Linked DNA regions of Mus musculus: all the other regions are linked to region 1. The links are chromatin loops, found by intact Hi-C in ENCODE. Cell type or tissue: left cerebral cortex. All regions are shown on one strand. Links, peaks and the distances in the headings refer to the core of each region. The heading gives the core; the rest is flanking DNA. Region 1 holds the start of Gm32829 (a long non-coding RNA gene). Region 2 has its middle 4.2 kb from the start of Gpkow. Region 3 overlaps Syp (synaptophysin). Region 4 holds the start of Magix (MAGI family member, X-linked).

The links. A loop is a pair of places that touch in the nucleus more often than their neighbours do. Peaks named below come from ENCODE experiments on the same cell type or tissue, not always from the same donor. Only the 100,000 strongest peaks of a DNase experiment are listed, where the experiment ranks them.
Region 2: a loop joins it to region 1, with 4 times the contacts of the local background. A loop is called at or near these places in 16 of 42 quality-filtered maps.
Region 3: a loop joins it to region 1, with 9 times the contacts of the local background. A loop is called at or near these places in 23 of 42 quality-filtered maps.
Region 4: a loop joins it to region 1, with 4 times the contacts of the local background. A loop is called at or near these places in 5 of 42 quality-filtered maps.

Annotation. Positions count from the first base shown.
Region 1 is chrX:7,469,980-7,477,794 of GRCm38, forward strand. Gm32829 (a long non-coding RNA gene) reads right to left here and starts at 3,996. Exons shown (of 3, transcript XR_386879.1): 1 at 3,778-3,996. In left cerebral cortex, for the core only: a CTCF peak has its summit at 4,001 (motif pointing right); DNase peaks (open chromatin) are centred at 4,019, 5,082 and 6,275; H3K27ac peaks cover 370 bases.
Region 2 is chrX:7,688,984-7,696,798 of GRCm38, forward strand. No RefSeq gene overlaps it. Among named protein-coding and RNA genes, the nearest start is that of Gpkow, 4.2 kb to the right of the region's middle. In left cerebral cortex, for the core only: a CTCF peak has its summit at 4,109; a DNase peak (open chromatin) is centred at 4,104.
Region 3 is chrX:7,640,263-7,648,077 of GRCm38, forward strand. Syp (synaptophysin) reads left to right here. Exons shown (of 7, transcript NM_009305.2): 3 at 835-959; 4 at 3,839-4,037; 5 at 4,746-4,937. Among named protein-coding and RNA genes, the nearest start is that of Syp, 5.6 kb to the left of the region's middle. In left cerebral cortex, for the core only: a CTCF peak has its summit at 5,288 (motif pointing left); DNase peaks (open chromatin) are centred at 2,593, 4,424 and 5,275.
Region 4 is chrX:7,675,527-7,683,341 of GRCm38, forward strand. It overlaps Magix (MAGI family member, X-linked), which reads right to left and starts at 5,563. Exons shown (of 6, transcript NM_018832.2): 1 at 5,424-5,563; 2 at 4,374-4,520; 3 at 1,594-1,676; 4 at 574-810; 5 at 315-483. The coding sequence starts at 5,472. In left cerebral cortex, for the core only: CTCF peaks have their summits at 3,642 (motif pointing right) and 4,450 (motif pointing right); DNase peaks (open chromatin) are centred at 3,658 and 4,427; H3K4me3 peaks cover 662 bases.

The DNA.
Region 1 (7,815 bases), core at 1,439-6,438:
CACAGGGTTATTGAAAGATTAAAGATAATGCACACAGAGCTCCTGATAATGGTGCTATGCCACGGTAGTCATAGCAACCATTAAAAGGTAGCTGGTTTTTTCTCTGTTCCATGTGAAAGAAGCCAGACACAGAAGGTCACATATTCTATGATTCCATTTATATGAAATGTCCAGAATAGGTAAATCCATGGAGACTGAAAGTAGATTAGTGGTTGCTAGGGCCTGGTGAGAAGAACGGATGGAGAGTGACTTCTAATGGACATCGTTCCTTTGGGGATGATGAATATGATCTAAAATTAGACAGTGAAGATGGCTGTGTAACAGGAGACATGCTAAAAAAATCACTGAATCATAGACTTTGAAAAGGTAATTTTTATGTTATGTGAATTATATATTATTTTCTCTTCAGAAAAATAAATGGCTTGTTCTTTAGTTTATGGCTAGAAATAGACATGAGACTTTCTAAGGCATGAGCAGCGGTAGTACCTACTTCACAGTTTTTATTTTGTTTAATGAGTTCTCTTTTTTTGTTGGTTGTTGTTATTGCTGTTGCTTTGTTTGTTTGTGTTTTTCAGACAGGGTTTCCTGCTGTGGCCCTGGCTGTCCTGGAACTGTCTGGGTAAACCAAGCCGGCTGAGAATTCAAAGACCCACCTGCCTCTGCCTCCCAAATGCTGGGTTAAAAGCATGCAACATTACCACCCAGCAATTAGTTCTTCTTCTTTTTTTTTAATTTAGACTAATGCTACTACATTGAAAAAGTTTAAAATGTCTGCTACACAAATATTACTGTTATGGTCATTTTCTTAATTATCATTTTATTATGGGTAACATGGTCTAACAAGCCAGCCAGTATATCTTATAATGATTAATGGTGCAATCACTGAATGAATACTATCTTGATAAAAATCCTCACTCCATCATTTATGTGACATTAGGCAAGCTTTCAGATCCTCTTTCCTTAGCTCCTTCATCTTCTCAATGAGGGTAATAATAGCTCATAGCTAATGAACTGTCAGAAGGATTAAATGATGTATCCCTGACAGTACTCTTTGGCTTCAGGTTTCAGAACCAGATAGATAATAAAGAAAAAGAAAGAAACAGAAGAGAAAATAATTTATACAAATCAAGAAGGGAATATGGATAAAAATGAAAGATGAAAAAGAGAGGAACCAAGACCAATGTCAGTCATTATGCCTCGGCATGTGCTTCCCATAACTTCTCTGCCCAAACTTTCCTCCTGGCTTTTTGAGATTATTATTCGTGTTCTTCATGGGAACTTCTTCAGACACTTTGGTAACAGGCAAGTAGTGAGTAAAAAGGCAAACATTGCCTTCTATGCTTGTTATTATCTCTGCTTTCCAGACGTATACATTTCATGAAGGAACTACATAAAATATTTTAGCAACATAATATTTCTGCCTGATGAAAGCATGCATGGGGGTTTTGTGAATGAGCCAACATATATCCTAAAGGGCTAAGGTTTCATAGATAAATGCAACAAACTAGAAATCAAGGCCTTGGATTGAACATGTGCAGATTTTGGTATGTACAAGGATCCAAGAACAAATCTCCATGGATATCAAGTGGCAGGAATGCATGAGTGCATGTGGGTGTGTGTGCATATGTGTGCACATACATGTATGCACATGAGTGTATCCCTGACACCTGAAAGTATATAACAGTTAGTATTCCAAAGATAACTTTACAAACACTTGTATAGACTTGATACAGAGTCACTTACCTATTTTTTCATTTTTTTAAGATTTGTTAACTTTATGTGTTTTGCCTCCTTATATGTAAGTGTACCACATATATGTGATAGCTGCTATGTGGGTACTGGGAATTGAACCCTGATCCTCTAGAAGTACAGTTACACACTCCTAACATCTGAGCCATCTTTTCAGCCCCTCAATTACCTAAAAATAGGAAGAGGTGTTAGAATTCTGCTTTCCTTTTGGCTTAATTCCCCAAGGATCAAGTTGACCAATGAGGGTAAAGGTGGGATGAAGATGTGAATATTCACTGGCCTCTGGCTTCATTCATATTTCTGTATTAAGTAAAAAAAATTAAAGGTTTCTACCATATTTGGAATTTCTCTTAAGATAACAGAAAGATGTGTTAGTTCAGGCTCTCAGAAACAGTGCCCCATGTGACTTTTTTAGAAAAGATTTATTTATTTATTTTACGGATGTGAGTGTTCCCTCTGCATGTACTCTTATGTGGCAGAAGAGGGCATCATTCCATTATAGACAGTTTTGAGCCACCCATCTATGCAAATTGTTGGGAATTGAACTCAGAACCTCTGGAAGAACAGAGGCTCTGAACCCCACCCCACCCCACCCCATGTGACATTTTGACAAGCCCATGACATCGATACAATCATAGAAAGAAAATAACTTTTTTTCATTCTCTTTTGCCATTTCCTGACTTCAATTAAACTTCTAAGGACATGAAAACTGTTGGCCGTTTGTGAGTCTACAGCGCCGAGTGCGTTGACCTCCTCAGCAGCCTTTGCTGCTATTGTTTCTTATGCCTCTCATTTTACTTCCTATTAGGGTAGATCCAAATGTCCATTATGTAAGACCTGAAACGTTGAAACTGATAGATGAAAATTGTAGGGAAAAGCCTTCAAACTATTGACAAGGCAGGGACTTTCTAAACAGAATTCCAGTAACACAGGAAAAAAACCCAACAAATGATAAATGGGATTACATAAAATTAAGACACTTCTGCTCGGCAAAAGAAGTCTTCAGCAATGCAAAAGAGACAGCCAGCCCACATACAAAGGGGAATTAATATCCAGGACATATAAAGAACTCTAAAATGCAAATGGCCAATAAACATCAGGAAAGTGTGTTCAACATCCTTGGCTATCCAGGAAATGCACATTAAAACCACTTCAGAATTTCAACTCATCCCAGTCAGAATGCCAGGCACATAGGGCTGCCTTGTCTGGCTGCAATGGGAGAGGATGCACCTACCCCTGCAGAGTCTTGATGATCAGGGTTGGGGGATGCCAAGCCCTCCCCCATCCTCTCAGAGAGAAGGGGAGGGGGAGGGACTCTGTGAGGGGGGCAGGGACAGTATTTGGGATGTTAATTTAAAAGGAAGGAAGGAAGGAAGGAAGGAAGGAAGGAAGGAAGGAAGGAAGGAAGGAAGGAAGGAAGGAAGGAAGGGGAGAGAGAAAGAGAGAGAGAGAGAGAGAGAGAGAGAGAGAGAGAGCGAGCGAGAGAGAGCGAGCTGGGGAAAAGATAACCCTGAATTCTACCTTCCCAAACCTGTACAGACATTTCTGTTCAGTCATTACTTAGGAACTGGATAAGGATAGCAAAGCACACAACAGATCCATAGTCTGTTTCTTCCCACTTGTGAGCGTGCATCATTATAAGGCATTAAATGAGAACACGCCCAGGGTGTGTGTTCCTCAGACTCCTGTGAGCTTGTTCCTTGTACACGACAGCAGCCCTGCTGGTTCGCTCCACTGAGAAAGATGGCATGCATTAGCTGTGATCTAAGTGTCAGTTGGCTCATTCTGGAACATTAGTCCTGTCATCTCTCTGAAGAGAGAAGGTTGAATCCATTGTCAAAGCTCCCAAAATTGCACTCCCTCTTCCTGAGAGCATCTCTTGGTGCTAAGATACCAAAGTGGCTTCCAGCAACTGAGAGACCACAGATTTCTCTTCCATGACATCAAGTTGCTTGCATAAAACAGCTCCGCATAAGTTCCCAAGTAAATCAGGTTTGCAAAAAGCAAGCGAAAACCTATAGTACTCACCTTTGAGGATTAGCCATGACGATGGCAGGATTAAACGCCCTGTATCTCCGGGTTGATTTCAGCTTCAGGACCATACAGACAATTGCCCTAGGCCCACTAACACTTCAGCACTTCCAGATGTTAGAGTTTTCAAATAATTTTATCCCAGTGGCAAGGAGTGATACAGACAACTCCTTGCAGGGACCGAAGTTGGATTTCCCCTGACATGTACACAAGACACCTGCAGGTGGAGACACAGGGCTGTCCTTGGGAACCAGCAGGCTTTGTACGTATTGTCTTCCCCTAAAACAGATGGACTTAGCATTACAATTTCTGCTTTCCATGTGCTTCTGTGAATTCTGGGAGGTAGGGGTGACATAAATACACACACACACACCCCACAGAGGAGAGGCAATATCATTCTTCTTTCTGTTTTTGGTTTTGGTTTGTGGGTTTTTGGGGGTGTTTTTTTTTAAGTTAGAAGATTTTTTATTAGATATTTTCTTTATTTACATTTCAAACGTTATCCCCTTTCCTGGTTTCCCCTCAGAAAACCCTCTATCCCCTTCCCCCTCCCCCTGCTCACCAATCCACCCACTCCTGCTTCCCTATCCTGGCATTACCGTACACTGGGGCATTGAGCCTTCTCAGGACCAAGGGCCTCTCCTCCCATTGATGTCTGACAAGGCCATCCTCTGCTATATGCAGCTGGAGCCATGAGTCCCACCATGTGTACTCTTTGGTTGATGGTTTAGTCCCTGGGAACTCTGAGGGGTACTGGTTAATTCATATTGTTGTTCTCCCTATGGGGTTGCAAACCCCTTCAGCTCCTTTCTCTAGCTCCTCCATTGGGGACCCCATGCTCAGACCATTGCTTGGCTGATAGTATCCACTTCTGTATTTATCAGGCTCTGGTAGAGCCCCTCAGGAGGCAGCTATAGCAGGCGCCTGACAGCAAGCACTTATTGGCATCCATAATAGTGTCTGACCCCATTTCATCAAAAGCAATTTCAACAAATATTTTAAAGTAAAAAACAAAAACAGGAAAAAGTTGTGAATTACTATTTAGCACTGTGGTAACTAGTCATTTGTGTTCCTAGGGAGACACAGTTCCCGCAGCTGCTATTGTGCTTCAAGCCAGATCTTTCTGGGCAAACATTTACAAGGCTGTGTGTTTGTCCCACCTGCATGTGAAGAGGAGCACAGATTGTCCCCTGTGTAAAGCATCCCAGTCAGAAACTCCATAATGTACAACCTGAGCAGAGCATGCCACCATTTATGTGTAGGTGCCAACTCTGCCTGGAGCCAGGCAGGGAGACCAGATGGCTCCTGGGGAGGGCCCCTGCCTCTCAGCACACCAGATGGAAATGTACTGGCAAACATGCATGCTGGTTTCTCTGGACATGCCAGTACATGAATGATCATCCTTTCTCCAGGCCATGTATTCGTTTCCTGGGGCTACCCTAACAATGTGATTTAGAACAATAGCTACTTATTCTCTCCTAGGACTGGAGGCCAGAGCTCCAATATAAGGCTGTTGCTAGACCCATGCTCTCTCTTAAGGCTTGAGGAATATAAGTCCTAGCCTGCTTCTTGCAGATTCTTGTGGCTCCAGATGTTCCTGGCCTTGAGGCTACACTGTTCTACTCTTCACTGCCACTTCTGATGGCATTCTCTTCTGTCTCAAACATCTCTCTCCTTTCTCCCTTTCTCCCAGAAGGGTAGCACTCATTGAGTTTCAGGCCCACTGTAAATCTGGAATAATCTCAACTTAATTACCTCTGCTTCCACATAACATGACATTCACAAGACCCGGAGACATCTTTGGGGATGACCTGGTGGTAATAAAAACAAGCTATGTATTCATGATTTCTTGTGGAATCACTACATATTCACAGCTATCCCAAGATTACTTTCTTTTTCTTTTCTTCATGCCTGGCAGACTAAGTCTAAAGATAGAAACCCCAGTGAAGGGGTTTGGGGTAGGGTGGGGCCTAGGTCATTTGATACAATGCTTGCCTGGCATGCAGGAAGCCTGGGTTTGATCCCCAGCACTGTATAAAACCAAACATGGTGGTTCATGTTTGCAATCCCAGCACTTGGAGGGTAGGAGGATCGTAATCCTTGGCTATACTGAGAGTTTGAGGCTACATGAGACCCTGGGCTATGTGAGACTCCATCTCAAATAACCTAAAACCTCAATGAAGACATAGCAGTGGGGCTTGATTTAGAAGCACGGGAGAATGTGACTGCTCTGTGCAATCCAGGCATCCTGCTTGGCTGAGACATCTGCACTTGCTGTCACCAGACTGGGCCTTACCTGGGCTGTTAGATTTAATGAACATGAGCTGGGTATGTGCTACTTAGGAGACTGAGGCACAAACCCAGGAATTAGTTTCAGACCAGCCCAGGCAACACAACAAGCCCCACCCCCCAAAAAAAATCTGGGGAAAAAATGTAAAGAGAACAGAAATTTTGTTCCTTTACAAGCAGAAGAATGATTCATGGCCAAAACTGCTTTCCCTGACTAATTCGAGCTTTGGATTTAGTCAGTGTTAACACAGTGCTAGCTCACTGCGAGAAGAGACACAGTTTGGCTTCGGGTTGTAAGGATAAAGCAAGGAGTACTGGTTGCTCATGGGCTTGAAATGATGCCATGGCACAAGGAGGAAGAGGAAGGGCTCATCGGTCTTGAGGCCCATCGGTCTTGCAAACTTTATATGCCTCAGTACAGAGGAACGCCAGGGCCAAGAAGTGGGAGTTGGTGGGTAGGGGAGTAGGGGGGGAGGGTATGGGGGACTTTTGGGATAGCATTGGAAATGTAAATGAGGAAAATACCTAATTTTTAAAAACCAACAAAAAAAATAAATAATTTAAAAAAAAAGAAAAGAAAAGGAAAGACAGCTGGAGAGATGGCTCAGGAGTTAAGAATATGTCTTCTAGAGGATCCAAGTTCAGTCACCTATGTGACACAGCACACAGCTGCTTGTAACTACAGCTCCAGGGGGATCTACATCCTCTGGCCTCCTCAGACACAAGCATTCACATATCCATATATATATGCATACATACATACATACATGCATAATACATACATGCATGCGTGCATACATATGTACATACACACGTACACACACCACTTAATTAAAAATAATAAATGTAAACTGTCATTTGGATGCTGTAAATTGCTCATATTTACAGGTAGAAAGAGGTCCGTTGACTCAGAAGATAACTAGGAGTCCAGCAGAGCTCTAACAGGGATGACGATACTAATCTACATAGGGGATCCTCAGTAGTCTACTCCTAGGTTGTATTTCCTGTCCCTGTATTGGAAGCTTTTGGGTTTTACAAGTCACTGCAATAGAAAAAGAAATAAAGCAATAAGGGAGTGGGTCATTGAAGAAATCACGGGGGAAGTCTTTAAAATATTTAGAATCAAAAAGAAAATAAAAAAATATTTAGAATCAAATGAGAATGTGCTCCTGAAGTACAGCTAAGAGAGCTCCAAGAGACAAATTTATGTTTATGAATGCTTACATTATAAAATCAGAACAATCTCAAATAACCTCATGGTATCGCTCAAGGTCTGTCAGCCATCACTGCAAAGAGAGGCCCATTGGACTTGCAAACTTTATATACCCCAGTACAGGGGAACCCCAGGGCCAAAAAGGGGGAGTGGGTGGGTAGGGGATTGGGGGGGTGGGTATGGGGGACTTTTGGGATAGCATTGAAAATGTAAACGAGGAAAATACCTAATTTAAAAAAAAATCGAAAAGAAGCAAAACCTTACATAACTTAGATTTTGAGTTCATTTAAAGACATATTTCTATGTATTTTATGTGTATAAGTGTTTTGCCTGTATGTGTGTGTGTATGTATGTATGTATGTATGTATGTATGTGTATTATGGTGTACAAGCCTGGTGCCCACAGTGGCTAGAAAAGGGTGCTGGCCTTCCTGAAGTTGAATTACAAATAACAGTAAGTTGCTTTGTGGGTGCTGAGAACTGAACCTTGTTCTGTTCTAAAACTAAAGCTGGATAGTTTTAAATCAACTTGAT
Region 2 (7,815 bases), core at 1,000-5,999, 220 kb after region 1:
ATCAATTGATGGAAGAACTGAGGGCCTCTGGATTCCTGTGGCAGGGAAATCTTGAAGTACTTGGTCTTAGGAGGTGGGGGGTGAGGCTTCTTACAGAACTTCTGAGAGGTAAGCAGGGCTTATTAAGAATATCCGAAGGAGCCAGGCATGGTGGTATACTCCTTTAATTTCAGCACGAGGGAGCCAGAGGCAAGAAGATGTCTAAGTTCAAGCCCAGCCTAGTCTACAGAGAAACCCTGTCTTGACAAATAAGCAACAACAACAACAACAGTTATCTGAATCAGGGATTCCCAGACCTGGAGAGGATGGAGGTAGACAGGCCCTGTTTTCTGGGAATATCTGGGAGAAACAGTTCCCCCAAGACATGGTTACAGAAACCTGACATCTCTAGCTATTAATGGAGAAAGAATTCCAGAAACAATTCACTGAATCTTGAAGTTGTCCAGGACTTTTTTTTTTTTTTTTGACATTTTATACTGCCTAGGCTGACCTCACACTTGCAATATAGCCCAGGAAACACTAAACTTTAGACTCTTCTGCCTCTGCCTCTCAAGTGCTGGCATTACAGACTGGTACCAGTACACCCAATACACTCAGTTTTATCCAGTTTTAGGTACTGAACCCCTAGTATCATGTATGCTAGGCAAACACTCTTTAGAGTGAGTGGCCAATCCAATCCCCACTAATTTCTGGCTCTCCTGGATGCCTGCCTGCCTACCATAGGAGCTGGTGTGTTGCCACACGCGACAATGCACCTAAGCTTCAAAGAAGTACAAAGACAGGGATCAGAGCCTCTCCTGGGTTTACATCAGAGTAGAGGGGGATTCTACAAATGAAGGATTGTTATGTCCCTCGATGGGGCCAAGGGAGTGTGATTGGGAAAAGAAGTCTTGGAGGCAGGGGACAAAGGGGTGACACCTTGGGGTTATCCCAGAGGAGTCCACATATTCCTTTAGGGTTTCTGTAATAGGGGACCCTCAAAATATATATTTGTTGAGCCGGGTGCTCAAAGCTTTGATTCTAGCACTCAAAAGACTGATGCAGGAGGATTGCCACTAGTTCCAAGGCAGCCTGGGTAACAGTGAGACCTTGTCTCATAAACAGGAGAGAGAGAGAGAGAGAGAGAGAGAGAGAGAGAGAGAGAGAGAGAGAGAGAGAGAGAGAGGAAAGCAGGAAGGAGGAAGAGAATGTGTTGTGGGTGCTGGGCTGGATGGTAACTAAGCTTAGTGTGACTTCACAGTCCTGTATGGTGGTCACATAACCTCAGCACTTGGGAAAGTAAGGCAGGTTCTCGGGTAAACTCAGGTTCCTAAGTTCAAGACCAGCCTAGAGAGTGAGACTCTTGTCTTAAAAGAAAAAAAAAAGTGTGATGAATTCCAAGATGGCTCTCAACCAGTAAAGATCACTAAGCCTGACAACCTGAGTTTGTCTTCCAGGACCTACATGGTGGAAGAAGAGTGCACATACTGTGATATACGCCCATATAGTTACATATGCACAAATACATATACATTAAATAAATAAATGAAATGCTGAAAGAAGAAGGGGCGCTTCAAATGTCATTTCTGAGATGCAGACCCTGGAAAGTGGCGGTAGGGCTGGGTACTTGGGCTGAGAGGCTAGTGTGGTGGCTTTGAGTGCTTTGCAAACAGAGCTTGAAATGTGAGAAATGGGGTGACCCTTAGAGGCTACAGGGCTGGCCTGCATACTCAGGAGCCAAATCCCGGAAGAACAACCTCCAGAGTTGTTCTTAGCATATTATTTGAGGGAGGAGCCTGGGAGTTACTAGGGGCAGGTAGGAAATTCTGGAGGATTATTTAAATAGCTGACCTGGGATCATTTGTTCAGAAGAAGGAGCAGCCAGGACTGGTGGCTCATACCTGTAATCCTAGCCCTTGGGAGGCTCAGACAGGAAGATCAGTGCATTACCCATGCCAGTCTAGGTTACATAATGAGTTTCTGGAGAGAGGGAGAGAGAGGGGGGGAGGGAGAGAGAGAGAGAGAGAGAGAGAGAGAGAGAGAGAGAGTGCAACAATAGAAAAAAAGTAAAGAAAAGAAAGAGGAGAAGGAGGAGCCTTAAGGATTATCCAGCAGCAGTGCTGAAAGAGTTAACTAGTGTAGGAGAACTGGATGAGAGCAAACAAACAACAAATAGAAGAACAGAAAGGGGGAGAAGGAGGAGGAGGAGAACTGAGAGCAGAATGTTATTTGTTTGTTTGATTTTGTTTTTGTTTTTGTTTTTCGAGGCAGAGTTTCTCTGTATAGCCCTGGCTGTCCTGGAACTCACTTTGTAGACCAGGCTGGCCTCAAACTCAGAAATCCGCCTGCCTCTCCCTCCCAAGTGCTGGGATTAAAGGCGTGCGCCACCACCGCCCAGCAAATTATTTTATTTATATGAGTACATTCTACCTGTCTTCAGACACACCAGAGAGGGCATCAGATCTCATTACAGATGGTTGTGAGCCACCATGTGGTTGCTGGGAATTGAACTCACAACCTCTGGAAAGCAGTCAGTGCTCTTAACCATTGAGCCAACTCTCCAGCCCTCTGAAAGACATTAATATCATGAATAATGACATATTTCAAGATACTTCTGCTTCTCAGGCAGAGGCTCTAGGATGGTGAATACAAATATCCCTAAGGCAGGAAAACCTTGATTTTTGAGGGGAGACATTCTGTAAGAGTTCACGGTGCTGGAGAAGGGTGGGTGGGAGAGGGTGGGAGTGGAGGAAGGGTCCAGGACCTGGCCGGCCAGCAAATCCAACACAAGTCCTGAGTGCACAATCAGATAGCCAGGTATGCTGATGCAAGCACTCAGAACCTGAGCCAGTGGAATTACCATAAGTTGAAGGCCAACCTGGACTACAAAGTGTATCTGTGTCAGGAAACAAACAAAAAAGAAGTTAACAAAAGAAGAAGAAATACTGCCTCAATAGTAACAACTATATAAGGTATTGGTTGATAGGTATGTAGGATCCCTTAGATATTTTACTTATTTTTTGTGTATGAGTTTTTGCCTGCACATATGTGCATCATGTGAGTGCCTGCTGCCCTTATAGGTCCAAAAGAGGCCTTGGGTTCCCCTAGAACTAGAATACATATGATTCTAAGCCACTGTGTAGGTGCTGGGAACAGAACTGGGGTCCCCTGCAGGAGCAACAGATGATCTTTACCAGTTGAGCCATCGCTCCAGCCCCATTTCCAGTCATCCAAATTTCCTTCCTTCCATCGTTCATTTGCTGGTTTGTTCGGTGTGCACCTGTGTTCACCTTATGGATTCTCTGTGGGGATCAGAGACCAGCTTCGGGAGCCAGTTCTCTCCTTGGTCCCAAGGATAAAACTCAGTTAATCAGGCTTGGTGACATGTACCTGAATATACATGTGTATACATATATATATATATATATATATATATATATATATATATATATATGGAGAGAGAGAGAGTGTGTGTTAAGAACTGAAATTTCTTACTGGGCATAGACTCTCATGTGTATAATTTGGGTTCTCCCGAAGAGCAGCAAGTGCTCTTAACAATTTTTTTTTTTTTTTTTTTTTAGCTCTAGCTGGCCTGGAACCCAGAGATCTGCTTGTGTCTGTATTCCACATTCTGGAATCAAAGGAATGCACTATTATACCCAACTTTTTTTTTTTCTTTAGGAAAGTGATAAGTTACTTTCTTGTTTTGTTTTGTTTGTTTGTTTTTTTTTTTTTTTTTTTTTTTTTTTGGTTTTTCGAGACAGGGTTTCTCTGTGTAGCCCTGGCTGTCCTGAAACTCACTTTATAGACCAGGCTGGCCTCGAACTCAGAAATCCACCTGCCTCTGCCTCCTGAGTGCTGGGATTAAATACTTAATCAGGATATTTGAGGTGGGCAGATCCACTTTTAATCTGGGCCAGACCGTCTCCTGGGAGTTTATATGAAGGACATGGAAGAAGGAAGCTTGCTCTCTTTGCCTGTGCTGCCTCTAGAAGTAGTTGCCACTTCAGCTGTGACAATTTACCTCAAAGGCAGTGACGTCATTGAGAATAAGCAGATACCATCTTTAATTCATCCGTATCAATAGTGTTGGTAGTAAAAATAACAGGGTAGTGAAGTGGCGCCACCTATGGTTCAAACTACAGGGGAGGCTGAGCCAACAAGAGCTGGGGGCCTAGGAACTCCAGGCCAAACCAGGCAAATATGGCAAGTACCAGTCTCTTCCAGAAAAATGAAAAGGTTGTTGTGATGGCACAGGCCTTTAATCCCAGCATATGGGAGGCAGAGGGAGGTGAGTTGGAGGTTAGCCTCACCTACAAATCGAGTTCCAAGCAACTTAGTGTCACAAAGTGAGACCCTTTTTCAAAAAACAACAAAACAAAACACGCATGCACACACACTAAAAAAAAAAAAAAATCCCCCCAAAACCACCACCAACAAAATAGCCAGGCATAGCGCGACACACCTGTAATCCCAGCTTCTAAAGAGGCTCCAAGACATGGGGGTGACAAGTTCCAAAATAGCTATCTGGGTTGTGTAGCGAGAACCTGTATTGCCGATAGCAAAATAACAGCAAAAGTCAAGCTAAAGAAATAAATCTTGCCGGGCATGGTGGCGCACGCCTTTAATCCCAGCACTCAAGAGGCAGAGGCAGGCAGATTTCTGAGTTTGAGGCCAGCCTGGTCTACAAAGTGAGTTCCAGGACAGCCAGGGCTATACAGAGACACCCTGTCTCAAAAAACCAAAGGGGAAAAAAAAAGAAATCTTAAAATAGATAAAAGGAAGATAATAGCTTAATGTATTATAATCCCAACTCAGGAAACTCAGACAGAAGGATTTTCAATACATAGTAAGCTCCACACCAGCCTGAGTTATGTAAGGTGACCCATGCTCAGAATCACACATACAACAAAACAGATTATTGGCTCATTCCCATAAATCCGTTGTGGTGGTTTCAATAAGATTGGCCCCCATAGATTCATATATTTGAATGTCTGGCCATAGGGAGTAGCACCATTAGGAAATGTGACCTCACTGGAGGAGCTGTGACCTTGTTGGAGGAAGTGTGTCACTGTTAAGGAAGCCTTTGAGGTCTCCTAGCCTCAGGTTCTGGCAAGTGTGGAATTGAGTCTCTTCCTGAGTGCCTTCAGATCAAGAGGCAGAATTCTCGGCTCTTCAAGCACTATGTCTGCCAGCATGCTGCTGTGCTTCCCAGCACGATGATAATGGACTAAACCCCTGAAACTGTAGGCCAGTCTCAATTAAATGTTTTCCTTTATAAGAGTTGCCTTGGCCATGGCATCTGTTCACCACAATGAAAACACTAACTATGGCATCCGCATAAGCCAATTAAAAACAGATTTTTAAAAAAGAAAAAAGACTTTAAAGACAAGTATTCTGCATTAATGGATAATTCTGCTCCCAGAGGCCATAAGTTATTAAATAAAAATCCCACTGCAACGTAAGTGCTCCTATGGTCAGGTCCTGAGAGGTAGGAAGCCACTCTCTGATGTTTCTACTGAATGGACATGTTGTCAAACTACTTATTAGATATTTGTATATTTGTTTTTGTTTATTTGAGACAGGTTTCTCTATGCAACACTCTCAGAGATTCACTTGTCTCTGCTTCCCAAGTACTGAGATTGAAAGTGTGCACTGCTGTGCCCCATTCTAAATATTTATGCTTAAGAGCACAGATTTATTTTGTGGGCAGTGGTGAATGCAGAGCTTCAAAAAAAAATCAAAGTGAAGAAGTGACTTTGAGTACTCAGTCCTAAATGGGACATTTAAATCACACACACACACAGGGAGAGAGAGAGAGAGAGAGAGAGAGAGAGAGAGAGAGAGAGAGAACATCGTGTAAGAGCTTGAAGGATGGGGAGGAGTATAGTGAAAGACTATCTTGTGGACATGGCATGGCGTTGTTGTGCTTTATAAGAATATAAGGGAGGAGAAGGAATACGTCTGGTGGATGTGCAGTCAGGTGTGGGGGAAGGGGGTGCCTCTGCGGGTCCATGCTGAAGCAATCCTTCGCCATGAGGGACCAGCCACAGACAGTATAGTGTAGAATAGAGTTTATTCAGGGCATGGGGAGGGGAGTTGAGAGGGGAGAGAGAGAGAGAGAGAGAGAGAGAGAGAGAGAGAGAGAGAGAGAGAGAGAGAGAGAGAGGAGTAGAGGCTGGCCATGAGCACGTGGAGAGAGAAGGTGGAGGGGAATGAGGAGAGAGAGAATATGGAGTAAGAGAGAGAGGAGGGGCAAGTAGCCCCTTTTATAGCTCAGTCAGGCACACCTGGCTATTGCCAAGTAACTATGGGGCAGAGCTTAGACTAAATGCCAACAGCTGTTGTACTCCTGAACTCACATGCACAAAACAACTTATCAACCCATCATGGATGGGGGAAGAGCACATTAGGCCCCATCCTCCCTTGGGAACTATAGGCAGTTAATGGTTGGTAGGTGTTACATTCCTCAGTGATGTGGCTGCCATAAACTGCCCTTGCTCAAGTAAGCAGCTCATATAAACAACCCTAGTTAAACACAGTATGGTGATGAAGGTACCTAAAGAGCTTAGCCACACTGAGAGTTTGTGGTCTGAAAAAATCTTTTTCCTATAGCTTTATGGATTTATTTAATTATTTATTTATTATATGTAAGTACTGTCTTCAGACACACCAGAAGAGGTCATCAGATCTCATTACAGATGGTTGTGAGCCACCATGTGGTTGCTGGGATTTGAACTCAGGACCTTCAGAAGAGCAGTCAGTGCTTTTAACTGCTGAGCCATCTCTCCAGCACTATGGATATTTTTCTATTGCATTCTCTACGTATATTAGTCAAGGTTTTATTGCTTCAATGAAACACCATAACCAAAAAGCAAGTTGGGGAGGAAAAGGTTTTATTTGGCTTACACTTTCACATCACTGTTCATCATTGAAGGACAAGAACTCAAACACGGCAGGAACCTGGATGGGTACTGCTTACTGGCTTGCTCCCTGTGGCATGCTCAACCTGCTTTGTTACAGCACCCAGGACCACCAGCCCAGGGATAACACCACCCAAATGGGCTAGGCCCTCCTCTATTAATCACTAATTGAGAAAATGCCCTATAGCTGGATTTTATAGAAGCATTTCCTCGGGGCTGGCAAGATGGTTCAGTGGTTAAAAGCATTGACTACTCTTCCAAATGGGTCCTGAGTTCAAATCCCAGGAACCACATGGTGGCTCACAACCATCTATAATGAAATCTGACTCCCTCTTCTGGAGTGTCTGAAAACAGCTACAGATAATAATAGATAAATAAATCTTTTTTTAAAAAAAAGCATTTCCTCAACTGAGACTCCTTCCTCTCTGACTACTCCAGCTTGTCTCAAGTTGACACACAAAACCAGCCACTGCACAGTTATTCACTTTACATATAATTAGATAAAATTTGTTTTCATATTTTATTCATTTGTTCATGTTTACATGTATATGTGTTCATGCATAGCATGGCACTTGTGGTGCCGTCAGAGGCAACTAGTGGCTAACTCTATCTTTTTACTATGTAGGATCTTCAAGAACTCAGGTCTTCAGCTTTTGTAGCAGACACTATTACCCATTAAGTCATCTTGTGTAAATGAAACTTTTTTTTTTGGGGGGGGGGGTTCGAGACAAGGTCTCTCTGTGTACCCCTGGCTGTCCTGAACGCCTGCCTCTGCCTCCCAAGTGCTGGGATTAAAGGTGTGCGCCACCACTGCCCGGCAGTAAATGTAACTTTTATTTGCCTGATGTAATTGTTGTCTCCATGGTTTACTGCTTTCATCTGCTAAAGTAGACCTAGCCCTGGAAGCCTCCAG
Region 3 (7,815 bases), core at 2,237-7,236, 170 kb after region 1:
TCCAGAGACAGCCAAGGAGACAGAGTATGAGAGGCAGGGGACGGTGGTAATGGCAGTGCTGAGTAAAAGAAATGAGAGCCAGGGAGCTGCTCTCAGAGCAGGAAAATGTGTAGGGGAAAGAAAGGCACACACAGATATAAGGAATCTCAAAAGAGAAAACAGAAGGCAACAGACAGAAGGCACAAGGGAGCCAGAGAACCAGAGAGACCTTGTGAAAGACTTAACAGACAGACAAGCAGGGCAAGAAACAGGCGCGGGAGGGAGAGGGAGAGAGAGAGAGAGGGGAGAGAGAGAGAGAGAGAGAGAGAGAGAGAGAGAGAGGAGAGAGGAGAGAGAGAGAGAGAGGAGAGAGGAGAGAGAGAGAGAGAGAGAGAGAGAGAGAGGAGAGAGGAGAGAGAGAGAGAGAGGAGAGAGAGAGAGGGGGGGGAGAGAGGAGAGAGATTAATGGGGAAAGTGTGTATGAGAGAGGTGGAGAGCATGCATAAAAACACACAGATACTGAGAGACAGAGATATAGTGATCATGAGAGAAAGGGGAGGGGAGAGGAGAGAAAACGAATAGAGGAAAGAGGAGGAAAGGCGAGGCGGAGGGGAGGGAAGGAGAAGCCAGAGCACCTAGAGGTAAAAAAACGGAGAGACACAGGGAAAGAGAAACAGCCACACCCCTGTAATCAGCTTGTGCTAGGACCCGATGAGCCCTGATTAGAGGGGTGGGGGTGGGGACCTCTCCATCTGCTACTGTCTGTGCTGCCCCCCCTCAATCTGTCCAGAGGAGGGCACTCCCTCCCACATGCATACAGGCTCACTACAGCCATCCACCTCCCTGCTACCCAAGGTCTTTGCCATCTTCGCCTTTGCTACGTGCGGCAGCTACACCGGAGAGCTTCGGCTGAGCGTGGAGTGTGCCAACAAGACGGAGAGTGCCCTCAACATCGAAGTCGAATTTGAGTACCCATTCAGGTGTGCCCCTGCCCTGGTATCCTGAGACCTGGGAGAGGCAGGGGCAGGGTGGGTCAGAGCAGTTCTTCCCAGAGTCCTTTGCACAGCTCACACCTTTGAGGCCACCGCCCCTGGGATTACTTCCCGTGCACCGAACACTTTGCTGTGTAGCTGGCACAGCTCTGGCTTCTATGACAATTGGTGTGCAAGCTAGACACAGGGTGTCATCCTGTCTGACTATATTCTGGCAAAGGGTAGTAATAGAGGACAGGAAATAAGTAAGATTCATAAGTAAATGACAGGGCTGGGGTTGGAGTCTGTGGTAGAGAGATTGCACAGCAATGGGTTCGGGGGGTGGGGGATCATGGATGAGAGAGCATCACCTTAAAGCAGTAAATGCTCAATTAATATTAGTCACTCGGCACAATGGCAAGTTCTTGTAATCCCAGCACTTGGGAGACTATGCCAGAATTGTAGTGAGTTCCAGGCCACCCTTGGATACAAAGTGAGATCCTATCTCAAACTAAAGAGGGTGCTCTGCAGATAAAGGCACTTGCCACTGAGCCTGACAACCTGAGTTTGATCCCTATGTCACATGTGGTACAAAGAACAGACTTCCCTGCAAATTTTTCTCTGACCTCCACACATGAGCTGTGACATACATGCACCTACATACACACAGGTATGCACCCATTAAATACATAAAATGCAATCTTTAAAAAAAACGCTTTAAAATAATATTAATTAACATCATTTACTTCTCAAACAGACCAAGTTCCCTCTCCTCATAGCTCTACATCAGAACAAAGAGGATAACTGCAGATACAGATAAATACTAGAAGCATATCTTCATGCAGGAGTTTTGCTAGAAAACAATGAGGGTACTATATAGATGTGGGAAATCAAGGGACCAAATTAGATGTCCCTGAAAGTTCCCCACCATGTACCAGGCACTATGCTAAGTACTAGGTATACATGAGTAAGGACAAACTGCAAGAGTCACTATCTCCTAAGGATGAGGAGACAGACCCATGGTTTCACTTAGCTTTCCTTGACTACCAGACTAAATCATATAACAGTTAGGGTCTTAACGTCCTCATTTGTAAACAGAGAAAATACTGATGCCCTCCAGGTGACGGAACATTGCCACTAAGGTGACACTTGTAAAGCACTTGGTGCCAAGTCTGGGACACGAGAAGTGCTCGGCATAAGCTTGTTAAGTATAAGAATTCAGATTTAGGGAAGAGTTGGAATCTGGGACTTGGGGAACACCAAGGATTAAACGGAGGCCCAGAATGTCGCACACTAGGGAGAGGAAAGCCAGCTCAAGCTATGAGCAGTGATAGAAACAGGAAATAATAGAGGAGAACAGCCAGGAGTATCCAGGTTCACACAAGCCAGGAAGAAAAGAGTTTGGAAACTGAGGGTATAGCTCAGTGGCAAAGCACCTGTCTAGCATGCCCTGGGTTGTACCCCCAGTACTTTGGAGGAGGACAAACACACACACACACACACACACACACACACACACACACAGTGGGGAGTGAAGGGTAATCAGCAGCATGAGAGCCAGCCTTTTGAGAATTCACAAGGTCACAAAAGCCTTCCATGAACTCCCCCTAGAACCTTCCATGCTCAGAACCATTGCTATGCAAGGACATCAACCTGAGGCCAGAGCTAGGGGCCCCAGACCAGTTCCATTCTGCCCACACATGAGCCCCCCCATCACAGCACAGGGAAGGAAGGCCATTGTCTTTGAGTACCATCCCAGACTGTCCCTCACACATCCTGATCCCTCCTATCCCTTCTGTCCTTTCCTATTTCACAGCTGTTTGGCTTCTCTGCCACGCATGCATCTGTCTTCTCTCTCAGGCACCTAAAGCATGACATAGAAAACAGCCAACATGATTTAGGAGGGCACAGGATGCATACAGAAGTTCTGTCCTTTCTCTACTAGCTGCATGACTTCATACAAGCAAATGCACTTCTCTGAACCTCTTCCTATCTCTGAACATTTCACCCCCAAAGCCACTGCGCGAGAAGCCGGCATGATTCCAGATCCTTGGGATCTGTCAGTAAAAGAAAAAAAAAATAGGAATAAGGCCTACCTCCTCATAGGTACAGAAAAAAAAAAGCAAAAAGCAAGATGAAAAGACAAATCCTAGGGCTGAGGAGATAGCTCTGTCAGTAAAGTGTTTGCCTCACAGGTGTGAGGACTTGAACTTGGAGCACAGAGCCCACTTAAACAAAGCCCAACGTGGTGGCCCATGCTAGACTCCATGCCAGCCAGCTCAGCAAGCTCTAAGCCAGAGAGAGACCCTGTTTCAAAAGAGGGGGGATGGAACCTGAGGAACAAGACACGAGGTTAAACTCTGGCTGTCACAAAGCGGTGCAACCTCGTACACCCCAACATATGTGCACCTGCACACACGTGCACATTCACTCACACATGGATAAGAAATCTTTCCTTTAAAGTGAAATGCAGAAAGTCTTTGATGAGAAGCTGATAGTTAAGCAAAGTCTGAAGGGGCTGAAAGAATAAGGCATGAAAGCTATCTTAAGGAAGAGCACCCGTCCCTACACTTGATCTTAGCCAAAAGGCTGAAAAACAATGAGGGAAGAATATTCCTGTTAAAGAGGTCAGCCAGTGCAAAGGCCCTAAGCTAGAGAGATACCTGTCACTTTCTACAGTGAACTCAGAGGCAGGAGTACCTGGGCTGCAGTGAGGGAGGGGTGCCACAGATATTACCAGGATGCTTTCGGCAATCAATGGTACATTGCAAGTGCTCTGTGAATGGCCATTTCCTCCTTTTCCTGGGACCTCAAAACAGTCTGGGATGCTCTTGGCCAGGAAGGTGAGAAAGGGATTCCGGACCACACCTGAACACCTCTCTCTGCAGGCTGCACCAAGTGTACTTTGATGCACCCTCCTGCGTTAAAGGGGGCACTACCAAGATCTTCCTAGTTGGTGACTACTCCTCCTCGGCTGAATTCTTTGTCACCGTGGCTGTGTTTGCCTTCCTCTACTCCATGGGGGCCCTGGCCACCTACATCTTCCTGCAGAACAAGTACCGAGAGAACAACAAAGGGCCAATGATGGTGAGTCCCCACAGCTGATTGCATGCAGTGACCAAGGACATGAGGCCGCAGGGGCCCAGCTCATTTGGCTCACAGGCCAAACAGACTCCCAGACAAGCCCCATACCCAAGCAGCCCAACGCTGATGCTGCTGCTGCTGTTGCTGCTGCTCTCTCCAAGACTCCATCCACACTGGGCATCATAGAATCATGGGGGACATACCCAGAGCCCACACAGAATGCCAGACTGGCCCACGTACCTAACCGTACCACCATCTCTCACACGACCACACAGACTAGATGAAAAGAAGGAGTACCGAGGTTCACTGTGACAGTCATGCATGTCACCCTGCCACACAGACACCGAGTCCTACACAGAGAGGTTCTCACACCCTCATCCCAGACATCAAATGACACATATTCCCACATGCAAATAAAAGTGGTAAGACACACTTCTCACAGATTCAGAAACATCCCACGGAGTTAGTTCCTCCCTCAACGTCTGCACCCACGCATCACTAGCACACTCCCTCTGTATCATAGACACTCACAGACACTCAAGCTGAGACCTTCAGGTGAAAATCTAATAAGCCTCAGAGCTGCAAAGGCAGAAAAGAGGCGAGCCTCTTCTAAATGACCCCTTCCACAAAGGCTTGGGGTCTGTAGGGGCTCAAGGCTCAGCAGAAAGCCGTGCGTTCACTATAACATCTTCCTCATGCCTCCCTGCCTAGGACTTCCTGGCCACAGCAGTGTTCGCTTTCATGTGGCTAGTTAGCTCATCCGCCTGGGCCAAAGGCCTGTCCGATGTGAAGATGGCCACTGACCCAGAGAACATTATCAAGGAGATGCCTATGTGCCGCCAGACAGGAAACACATGCAAGGAACTGAGGGACCCTGTGACTTCAGGACTCAACACCTCGGTGGTAAGCCCTGGGAAGCTGGCCGGGCTGGAAGAGAAAAGCTGGGAGACACAGTCTGGCATGGGAAACGGGGGAGAGAGAGAGAATGGGAGGAGAGTCAGGAGGTTGGTCCATGAGGGCTCCCTGGAAGAGGCACACCAACAAAAGAAGGTTGAACAATTATAACCACTGGGATACCACATATCTGTTCCCAGTAGGAGAACATGAGGTCTTTCAGATTAGGCGGGGATAACTGGGCCCAGCCCAGTCATGCCAAAGCTGCTGAAATTCAGTATCCTTTTAGAATTGATTTCCTTACATGCAAAAGAACAAGATCTTGAAATGTTTTCTTACTTGGGCGCCCCCTAGCGGCTAAAAACAGTCTGACCATAGATCCTGTCACGTGGCAAGCTCTGTGACCTACAGCTAGTAACAAGCCTTTCAGGTATCATTTTGAACATGCAAACTGAAGGCTGATGATAGGTCCTGCTCCAAACATGAGTATCCACTGAATTCACAGCACGTACACACACACACACACACACACACACACAAACCCAACACAAAACTACATCCTATATCAATGTTACAGATGCTAAGATTTGAAGTCTTTTTTTTTTCCTGCTACTTGCTGATTGTGTAATCTTGGGTAATTTAGCCTGTCTGAACTCGGCTTTTAAATGGACATAACAAGGGCTGGAGAGGTGGCTGAACAGCTAAGTAGTACACACTTGTAGTTCCAGCACTGGGGAGGCAGAAGCAATCCGATCTGAGTTCGAGGCCAGCCTGGGCTACAAAGCTATTTCCGGGACAGCCAGGGCTACAAAAAGAAACCCTGTCTGGGGTGGGAGCTAGGAAGGGACAGCACCTCCTGACCATGCAGAGGACCCATGTTCAATTTGTAACATCCATAATTCTACTCCCAAGGGATTTATGGGCATGCAGTGATATACATGCATGCATGTGGGCAAAATGCTTACAGTCATAAAGCAAAACCTTAAGATCATTTTAAACACAAAATAAAATGGAGGTATTAGCCCAAGTGTGGTGGTACAGGCCTATAGTTCTAGCACGTGGGAGCCTGAGGCAGGAAGACTGCTAAGAGATTGAGGCCACTCTGGCTATATAGTGTGAGTTGTAGGACATCTGAGGCTACAGAGGCCTTGTCTCAAAAATAGAAAAATAAACTAAATATGCTAAAAAAATAAATAGAACGGGGATATCAACTGGAGGTAGTGGTATAGGTCTATAGTCTCTGCTACTCAGCAAGTACAGGCGGAAGATCAATCACATAAGCCCAGGAGTTCTGGGCCAGCCTGGGCAACATTTCAAGATTGTGTCAAAACAAACAGAATAAAATGTAGGTCTTACTTTCTGTCCAAACATGGATTGATTGATTGATTTTTATTTTTTACTTTTTTTATTATTATTATTTTTTGTTTTTCTGACACAGAATTTCTCTGTGTAGCCCAGGCTGTTCTGGAACTTGCTCTGTAGATCACCACTAACCAGCTTAAACCTGGAACTTTAAGGAAACTTAAGGTGCTCAGAAGAGGGTGTAACATGTACTAAATGGCATATAGAATTTTGCTTTTAAGTATTTCATATAAGCTCCATATTTATTTGTAATTTTTAATTGTTTTTAAAAAATAACATATACTTAGCTGGGCACATGGTAGCACATGCCTTTAATTCCAGCACTTGGGAGGCAGAGACTGGTGGATCTCTGAGAGTTTGAGGCCAGCCTGGTGTACAAAAAGAGTTCCAGGTCAACCAGGGCTGCAGAGTGAGACCCTGTCTAAAAAAATAAAAGAAAAGAAAGAAAAGAAAAGCATATACTTAGAGCCAAGGATGTTAATATATGCCTGTAAACCTAGCACTTAAAAGACTACTTTTAAAAATACTTATTATTTTTATTTTATGTGTATGAATGTTTTGCTTATATGAGTCACTTGCATTCTTGGTGCCTGTGGAGGTAAAGGAAGGGTGTCAGATATCCTGAAACTAGAATTACAGGTGTTTGTGAGCCACCATGTAGGTGCTGGTCATTAAACTTAGATTCTAACCTCTGTGCCATTACTCTATGCCCAGGGCTAATTTAAAGCCAGATTGGCCTAGGTAGTAAACTCCAGGTCATCCTTGGATAAAAGGCAAGACCGTCTCAAAAACAAACAAAACAAATAAAAATCTATTTAAAAAGAAAAGAAAAAGACGGGCTAGAGGGATGACTCCATGGTTAAGAGCACTTACCCCTCTTCCTGAGGACAGGCGTTCAAGTCCTAGAACCCTTTAATCCCATCACTTGGAAGGCAGAGGCCAGCCTGGTCTACACAGTGAATTCCAGGACTGCCAAGCTACATAGTAAAACCCGTGTCTCAAGGTATATACACACACACCACTTGAGAAGCAGAAGCATGTAGATTTCTGTGAATTTGAGGCTAGCCTCTTCTACATAAGGAGTTCCAGGACAGCCAGGACCTGGAACATAAAAAGACCCTGTCTCAAAAGACAACCAAAAAAAATTTATACATGTACATATGCATCTATGTGCTAAGTTGTATATACATAAGTTTATATATGCATCAATGAGTGATGTCTGTTTCTTTAAAATGTATATTTATATATTTTATAAATTTAAATTTATATTTTGTATATGTATAAACATGTACTCAAATATATTTTTAAAATTAGGGTCTTTTTGGTTTGGTTGGGTGGTTTGTTTTGGGTTTTTTTGTTTGGTTGGTTAGTTAGTTGGTTGGTTTTGGTTTTGGTTTTGTTTGAGACAGGATCTACTTATGTGACCCTGGCTGTCCTGGAACTCACTACTCAGACCAGACTGGCCTCAAACTCACAGACCTCTGCTTGCCTCTGCCTCCTGAGTACTAAGATGAAGACTGCACCA
Region 4 (7,815 bases), core at 1,677-6,676, 210 kb after region 1:
TTGGGGGGTGGGGGTGGGGGTTGGATCAGGTCTCTCCTGCCACTGTGTGGGACCTTAGGGATCAAGCTCAATGTCATCAGGCTTGGTGACAAACATCTTCATCTACTGAGCACTCTTGCCAGCCCTTTTCTTTGTCTCTCACGAGTAAACTCCCTACTCTCTAAAAGAGTATCTGGGAGATGGAATCCACAGGGCTTCTCAGGTGGTTAGGCAACCTCTTTTTCCTCAGGATCCAGCCTTTCCACTCTCTGAGCCTCCCCTTCCCCTCTCTGATCTCTGCCTGCCTCTCTTCTCTGGGAAATCCACCACCTCACCTGTCTTCCGATGTCCTCCAACCTCCTTGATCCTACTGCCATCCATGTCTTGAGGCCTTTGAAGTACCAGGCAAAGGTGGGGGCCTCCAGTTCGAATCCTCTCCACCACCTGGGCATGAGTAAGGCCCTGTGTTGACTGGCCATTGATATAGAGCACGAGGTCACCAGCCTGCAAGAACACAGTGCTGTATGAAGGGCAGATGGAGACTGGACAAAGATAAGGACCACATCTATGAATGGACTGTTGCTTAGAGCTGACCTGCAAACGACCACATCGCTGTGCTGGCCCATCCTTCAGCAGTCCATGCACGGTCAATGGAGCATCCCCAGATACATTTCGGCCTCCACTTAAAGTGAGACCAAAACCTGCCGGACCTCGGGTCAGCTCCACAGAAAATCGGCCAGTGGCTTGGGGTACTTTCAAAGCATAGCTTGCCTTATTCTGGGTTACTGGAAGTGGCTCCGTCCATGTACCTAGAGTCTCAGACCTTTGATGCTGGAAAAGGGGCAAGAGTATACATAAATTAGCTGGGTGTGTACCTTAGGATTACTATTGCTGAGATGAGACACCATGACCAAAGCAACTTGGGGGGGGGGGGGGAGGCTTTATTTGGCTTATACTTCCACATCATAGTTCATCACCAAAATGTCAAACCAGGAACTCAAACAGGGCAGGAATATGGAGGCAGGTCGTGATTCAGAAGCCATGGAGGGTGCTGCTTGTTGGCCTGTTACCTATAGCTTGCTCAGCCTGCTTTTATTCTTTTTCTTTTCGAGACAGGGTTTCTCTGGGTAGCATTGGCTGTCCTGGAACTCACTATGTAGACCAGGTTGGTGTCAAACAGAGATCCGCCTGCCTCTGCCTCCTGAGTGCTGGGATTAAAGGAGTGTGCTACCATTGCCTAGTCAGTCTGTTTTCTTATAGAATCTAGGATCACTGGCCCAAGGAAGACACCACCCCCAGTGGGCTGAGCCCTCCCCCCATCAATCACTAACAAAATGTCTTACAGCCGGATCTTATGGAAACATTTTCTCAGTTGAGGTTCCCTCCTTTCAGATAACTCCAGCCGTTTGTTAAGTTGACATAAGACTGGCCAGCATAGTATAGGAAGTACATGCCTATAATTGTAGCATTGGGGAGTCTAGGGCAGAGAGATCACCTTCAGTTTGAGGATAGCCTAGTGTACCTATCAAGTTCCCGCCAGCCTGGGCTACAGAAGATGCCCTGTCTAAAACTCAACAGAAGCAAAAGGTTAACACAGGACATAGCATTAAGTACCTGGGGTCGATGTTTCACAAGAGTAGCATGAGGCAAGCGACTGTCTGTGACTTCTATATCTGCAGAATCCAGACCACTAACACCTTAGATATGAAAGAGACAAAGAGGGACATCAAAAGATGTGACATGGAAACCAACTTAGGACTCCTGGGTTAACTTTTTAAATATTATTTATTTTATTTATTTTTGGTTTTTCGAGACTGGGTTTCTCTGTATAGCCCTGGATGTCCTGGAACTCACTTTGTTGACCAGGCTGGCCTTGAACACAGAAATCTGCCTGCCTCTGCCTCCCGAGTGCTGGGATTAAAGGCATGCACACCACGCCTGGCATATTCTTTTTTAAAAAAAGATTTATTATTATACATAAGTACACTGTAGCTGTCTTCAGATGCACCAGAAGAGGGCCTCAAATCTCATTGCAGGTGGTTGTAAGCCACCATGTGGTTGCTGGGATTTGAACTCAGGACCTTCAGAAGAACAGTCAGTGCCCTTACCCGCTGAGCCATCTCGCCAGCCCCTTAAATATTCTTTTAATTTTTGTGTATGGGTGTTTTGCTGACATGTATGTCTGTGTGCCACATGTGTACCTGATGTCAGATGCTCTGGAACTGGAATGACATTGTGATTGTGAGCTACCATGTGTGTGTGCTGGGAATTGAACCTGGTTCTTCCATATGAGCAGCCAGTACTCTTAACCATGAAACAATCTCTCTCTAGCCCCACCAGCTAACATTTCAACCTCACCTATTTGCCCACTTGTGCAACTCACACAGATTTGCCCACCATTAGACTATTTAGGGACCACACTACCATTCTCCTTCTCTAGCAATCTTTAAGGCTGACCCTACAGAAATAGCTGTCCTGGCTCCTTCTTAGGTAATCCTTTGCCATCCATGTGATCAGTCCTCCATATCTTCCTTCCAGATGCTAAGAACACATAGGCAGCTGGGCGTTGGTGGCACACACCTTTAATCCCAGCACTCGGGAGGCAGAGGCAGGCAGATTTCTGAGTTCGAAGCCAGCCTGGTCTACAGAGTGAGTTCCAGGACAGCCAGGACTACACAGAGAAACCCTGTCTCGAAAAAATCAAAAAAAAAAAAAAAAGAAAGAAAGAAAGAAAGGAAGAAAGGAAGGAAGGAAGAAAGGAAGAACACATAGGCTGTATGCGTTAAGCAACACCCTAAGTGTGATTGTAGCTTATTGGTAATGGGAGTTCCCAGCATGTGCCACATCCTGAGTTTGGTCCCAGTACCCCAAGAGTTAAATAAATACAATATTTTTTTTAAAGCAAGGCCTTCTAGGAAAGTTGCCATTTCAAGATTTTTATTTCCTGAGAATCTAGATCACAACCTCTAATTAGCCTGCAAAATTCACTTCATTTCTCACATGTGAACCAACAGCAGAAGACTAACCCCAGCATTCTAGAAGCTAAGGCAGGAGTATTGGCTCAAATTTGAGACCAACGTGGTCTTCATCATGAGACTTTGTCTCATGAAACAAAACAAGGAACTAGAGAGAGAGCTCAGTAGTTAAGAGTTCCTATTATTCCTGCTAAAGACCAGAGTTCAATTCCCAGCACACATGTGAAGACTCACAACTGCCTGAAACTGGTAAATCTGATAAACTCACATGTATATACCTACCAACACAAACACACTTGAAAATAAATAAGTCAGATGTGGTGGCGCACGCCTTTAATCTCAGCACTCAGAAGGCAGAGGCAGGTGGATCTTTGAGTTCTAGGCCAGCCTGGGTTACATAGTAAGTTCTTGGACAGTCAGGACTACATAGAGAGACCCAGTCTCTAAAATAAAATTAAGGGGTGGAGCAGGAAAAAATTAAATAAAAATGATATCTTTCAACATACACATTCACACAAAACCAAGCAAACAAAAATTTGCCTCTAATGTATTCAGAGCTTCCACACTTTGGCATTTCAGACTCACCATTTTTTAAAGATGTCTTTATTCATGCATTTATTTTATGTATATGAGTGCACTGTAGCTGTCTTGAGACACACCAGAAGAGGGCATGGGATCCCATTAAAGAGAGTTGTGAGCCACCGTGTGGTTGCTTGGGAACAGAACTCAGGACCTCTGGAAGAGCAGCGTTCTTACCACTGAGCCATCTCTCCAGCCCTCAGACTCACCTTTTTACAAAGAAATCATTTCCTCTAAGGAAATGACATTTCCTCTCCTCTTTGGAAATGACATTTGGTACAGTTTCACGTATGTATAAAATGTATTGAAATCAATCTTACATCTGTTATGCACTTTTTTTGTTTGTTTGCTTTTCGAGACAGGGTTTCTGTTGTAACCCTGGCTGTCCTGGAACTTGCTCTGTAGACCAGGCTGGCCTCGAACTCACAGAGATCCATCCACCTGCATCTACCTCTCTTGGGTGCTGGGATTAAAGTACTACTGCTCAGCCCCATTATGTACTCTTAATCTGCTCCCAGTCCTGTTAACTATTCTTCCCAATTAGGCCCCCTCCTACACCTAGGTTTGTTTGTGTATGTGTTGCCGGTAGTTACAGCTACCAAGTGTTCAAGATTGCGAATGCCAAGTCAGAGCCCCGCTGACCTTAATAACTATCCAGTCCAGCACTTTCCACAAATGTCCTGAAACTCATCTATCGCAATAAACCTAAAGGAATAAACTCTAGTTCACACGGTCTCGCTGCCTCTGAACCCTCCGGGTGGAATCACACTCTCTAACAGTCCCAGGGCTAGCTAGAAGCCCAGCCCCTCCTGCCCCGCCCTACCAAGTCCTTGTACCTACCCTCCGTGTGGCGCAGGCGCAATGTGGCGCCCGCTTTTCGTACTAGCGCTGTCAAGTCCGCGGCGGCTCGTGCCGCCAGGGGGCGCGCATCCAGCCGCTCCAGGAGCTGCCGAGCTCGGGGACTCCTGGACCCTTGTAAGCCACCTCCTGCAGAGGAGAAGGAGACAAGTCGTCTTGGACTCAGAGCGCTGGAGTCCCGACGTGAGTGATTTCTAAGTCCAAGACCTAGAAATGCCCCTCCAGGTATCCGGAGATCCCCGGTCACTTGTTCAGGGCTGCCCGACAGTCCCCTCCTCTCCTAGGACCCCTGACCGCCGCAAGTGTATACATTGCCCGCTGCCTTACCCCATAAAATCCCCGAAGGTAGCCATTTGACAGCAATAGACCTGAACACCTCTGAGCACTCAACAGATTTATTTGTTTGGAGGTCACCATACTGTCCCCTAGTAACACTAAATGTCAAACTTCTTTCGCCATGTGTCCAGGGACCCTGCTTCTCCCACATAAACTCCTCCCTGCAAACAACCCTGAATCCCCCAATTTCACCTTCAGTACACTGGTCAATCCCTGCTACTCCCAAGAGTTCCCTTAAAGGCCCAGTGTCCCCTCCGAGTGCAAGCATCCCCAGATCCCCACCTCCTCAGATCCCCAGCCCACCCACCTAATTCCCTACACACCCTGCCTGCCTAGGACCAGCAGATGCCTCCAGGCTTTCTTCCTAGACTCATGACATAGGTCTCCTGAATCTGATGTGCTCCCCCCACCTCTCTCTCTCCCTCCCCCCCCCTCTCTCTCTCTCTCTCTCTCACACACACACACACACACACACACACACACACACACACACACACACACACAGCCTGGAGACTATAGGTAGGGGACCTAAAACAAGGTTTTCATCGCTGGGCCCCTGGCTATTGCCAGGACTGCCTGGGCACCAACGCTGATGTTTACCACTTGTGGGGTGGAAATGATTAGAAGTCCACAAGCAAGGAGTGGGTGGCCTGGGTCGGCTCCTTCCCTTTCTCTCTTTTCCACCCAAGCCAGTACCTCTTCTGCCCCCTCTAGGGTCTGCCGTGTTCCCAGCGCGAGAGTCCATGGCCTGTGGTGAACCTGGTGGACTCAGGGCAGCCCGATGATTAGTTTTTAGCGCAGGGGCGCGCTCACCTGGCTCCTAGCCCAGGCCTGGACGCTGCTGTTGTCTGGCCAGTCCCAGGCCTGGCGCCCGGACCAGGAGGTGACCTACCTGGCCGCAGGCAAGGAGGCCTGGTTGCGGGAGCTGTAAAGTCAGAGTCTAGCCTTGCTTTGCCCCAAGTACATCTGCTTCTCTTAACTGGAGACTGGTTAAAACTGAAAAGCCGGAGTTAAACAAGATATGCAGGAAATGGAATTCAAGTAGCCGGCTGGACATGGACAATGGTACACTATCTTTAGAAAGCAACTTGGCAGGATTTTAAAAATTAAACAATAAACAATCAGAAAGAAAACAAATTAAATATACACATGTGATCTACCCATTCCATTCCGGAGTACTTATCTAAAAGCATGCAGAGTGTTCATAAAGACTTGAGTATGAGTGTTTATGAACCATAGACACTTGGGCAACCATAAACATACAATTGATTCCCTCTTGTTCTGGAGACTGGAAAATGAAAGATCAAGATGTTGGCCAATTTGGTCCTGGGTGTGTCTTTCCTTCTTGGATTGCAGGTAACTGCTTTCTAGCTGTCCTCCTTACACTGGGTTGACAGAGAGAGAGAGAGAGAGAGAGAGAGAGAGAGAGAGAGAGAGAGAGAGAGAGAGAGAAAGAAGAAGAAGAAGAAGAGGAGGAGGAGGAGGAAGAGGAGGAGGAAGGGGGCTGGTGAGATGGCACCAACTGCTCTTCCAAAGGTCCTGAGTTCAAATCCCAGCAACCACATGGTGGCTCACAACCATCTGTAACAAAAATCTGATGCCCTCTTCTGGAGTGTCTGAAGACAGCTACAGTGTACACACATATAAGAAAGAAAGAAACAAACAAACAAAAACAAAAAGTTCTCTGCCTCTATGGAATCTGACTCCCTCTTCTGACCTCCAGAGATACATGCATACATACACATGGCAGACACACACACACACACACAAGAAGAAGAAGGAGGAGAAGGAGGGGAGGGGAAGGAGGAGAGGGAGAGAGAGGGAAAGGAGAGAGAACTTTTCTCTTCTTATATAACCATTTAACTTTATATTCCGGGCTGGTGAGATGGCTCAGTGGGTAAGAGCACCCGACTGCTCTTCCAAAGGTCCAGAGTTCAAATCCCAGCAACCACATGGTGGCTCACAACCATCCGTAACAAGATCTGACTCCCTCTTCTGGAGTGTCTGAAGACAGCTACAGTGTACTTACATATAATCAATAAATAAATCTTTAAAAAAAAAAAAAAAAAACCTTATATTCCTCCTAAGACCCTATCTGCAGTCACTTGGGAGTTAGAGCCTTAATAAGGAGGGAAAGGGCTTGTAACTCAGTTCACAGCATTTGTTGACAGCCTCAAACTGGAGACAACCCAAAAGTCCATCAGTAGATAAGTGCACAAACTGCTGTATTGATGCAGTGGGTTGGATATAGTGATATACACCTATTGTTGCAGCACTCAGGCAGCTGAGGCAGGAGGATTTGGGATTGGAGACCAGCTTGGGTAACTCAGTGAGACTCTTTGCCTCAAGAACTTTAAAGCATAAAACATATTTTTTTAAAATGTTAGTCGAGCATAGTGGAACATACCTTTAATCTCAGCACTGGGAAGGCAGAAGCAGGCAGATCTCTGTGAGTTCAAGGTCAGCCTTGACTACACAGAGAGCTCCTGGCCAGCCAAAGCTACATGGTGAGACCCCCCCCCCATCTCAAACAACAACCAAAGCTTAAATGTTGGGTGTAGTGGCACAGTCCTGAATCTCAGCTACTTGGGAAGCTGAGACAGGATCAGAAATTCAGAGTTATTTGGCTACACAACTTGGCTACAAAATTTGGTACACACTCAGAAGACAGCAAGGGCCAATGGAGACGTTATCAAAAGATGTGGTTGAGGTTAGAAGTTGTAGCAGAGAGCAGAGTGTTTGTCTAGCATAAACAAGGCACTGAGTACTACCTAGTTCTCTCTCTCTCTCTCTTTCTCTCTCTCTCTCTCACACACACACACACACACACACACACACACACACACACACACACAACTTAGAGATATAAAAGGATGAATAATTTGAACTCAAAATGATTATGGTATGGACTGGAGGTATAGGTCAGTAGTATAGAGTACACAAGTAGCTTGAGGTCCTGGGTTCTATACCCAGCACTGTAAAAAAAGAAAGTCACCAAAAATAACTATAGTATATAAAAGAATCCAGACAAACCTCTGTAAAGAGGGCATGCTGTATGACTTTACTTAGATAATCATCTAGTAAAATA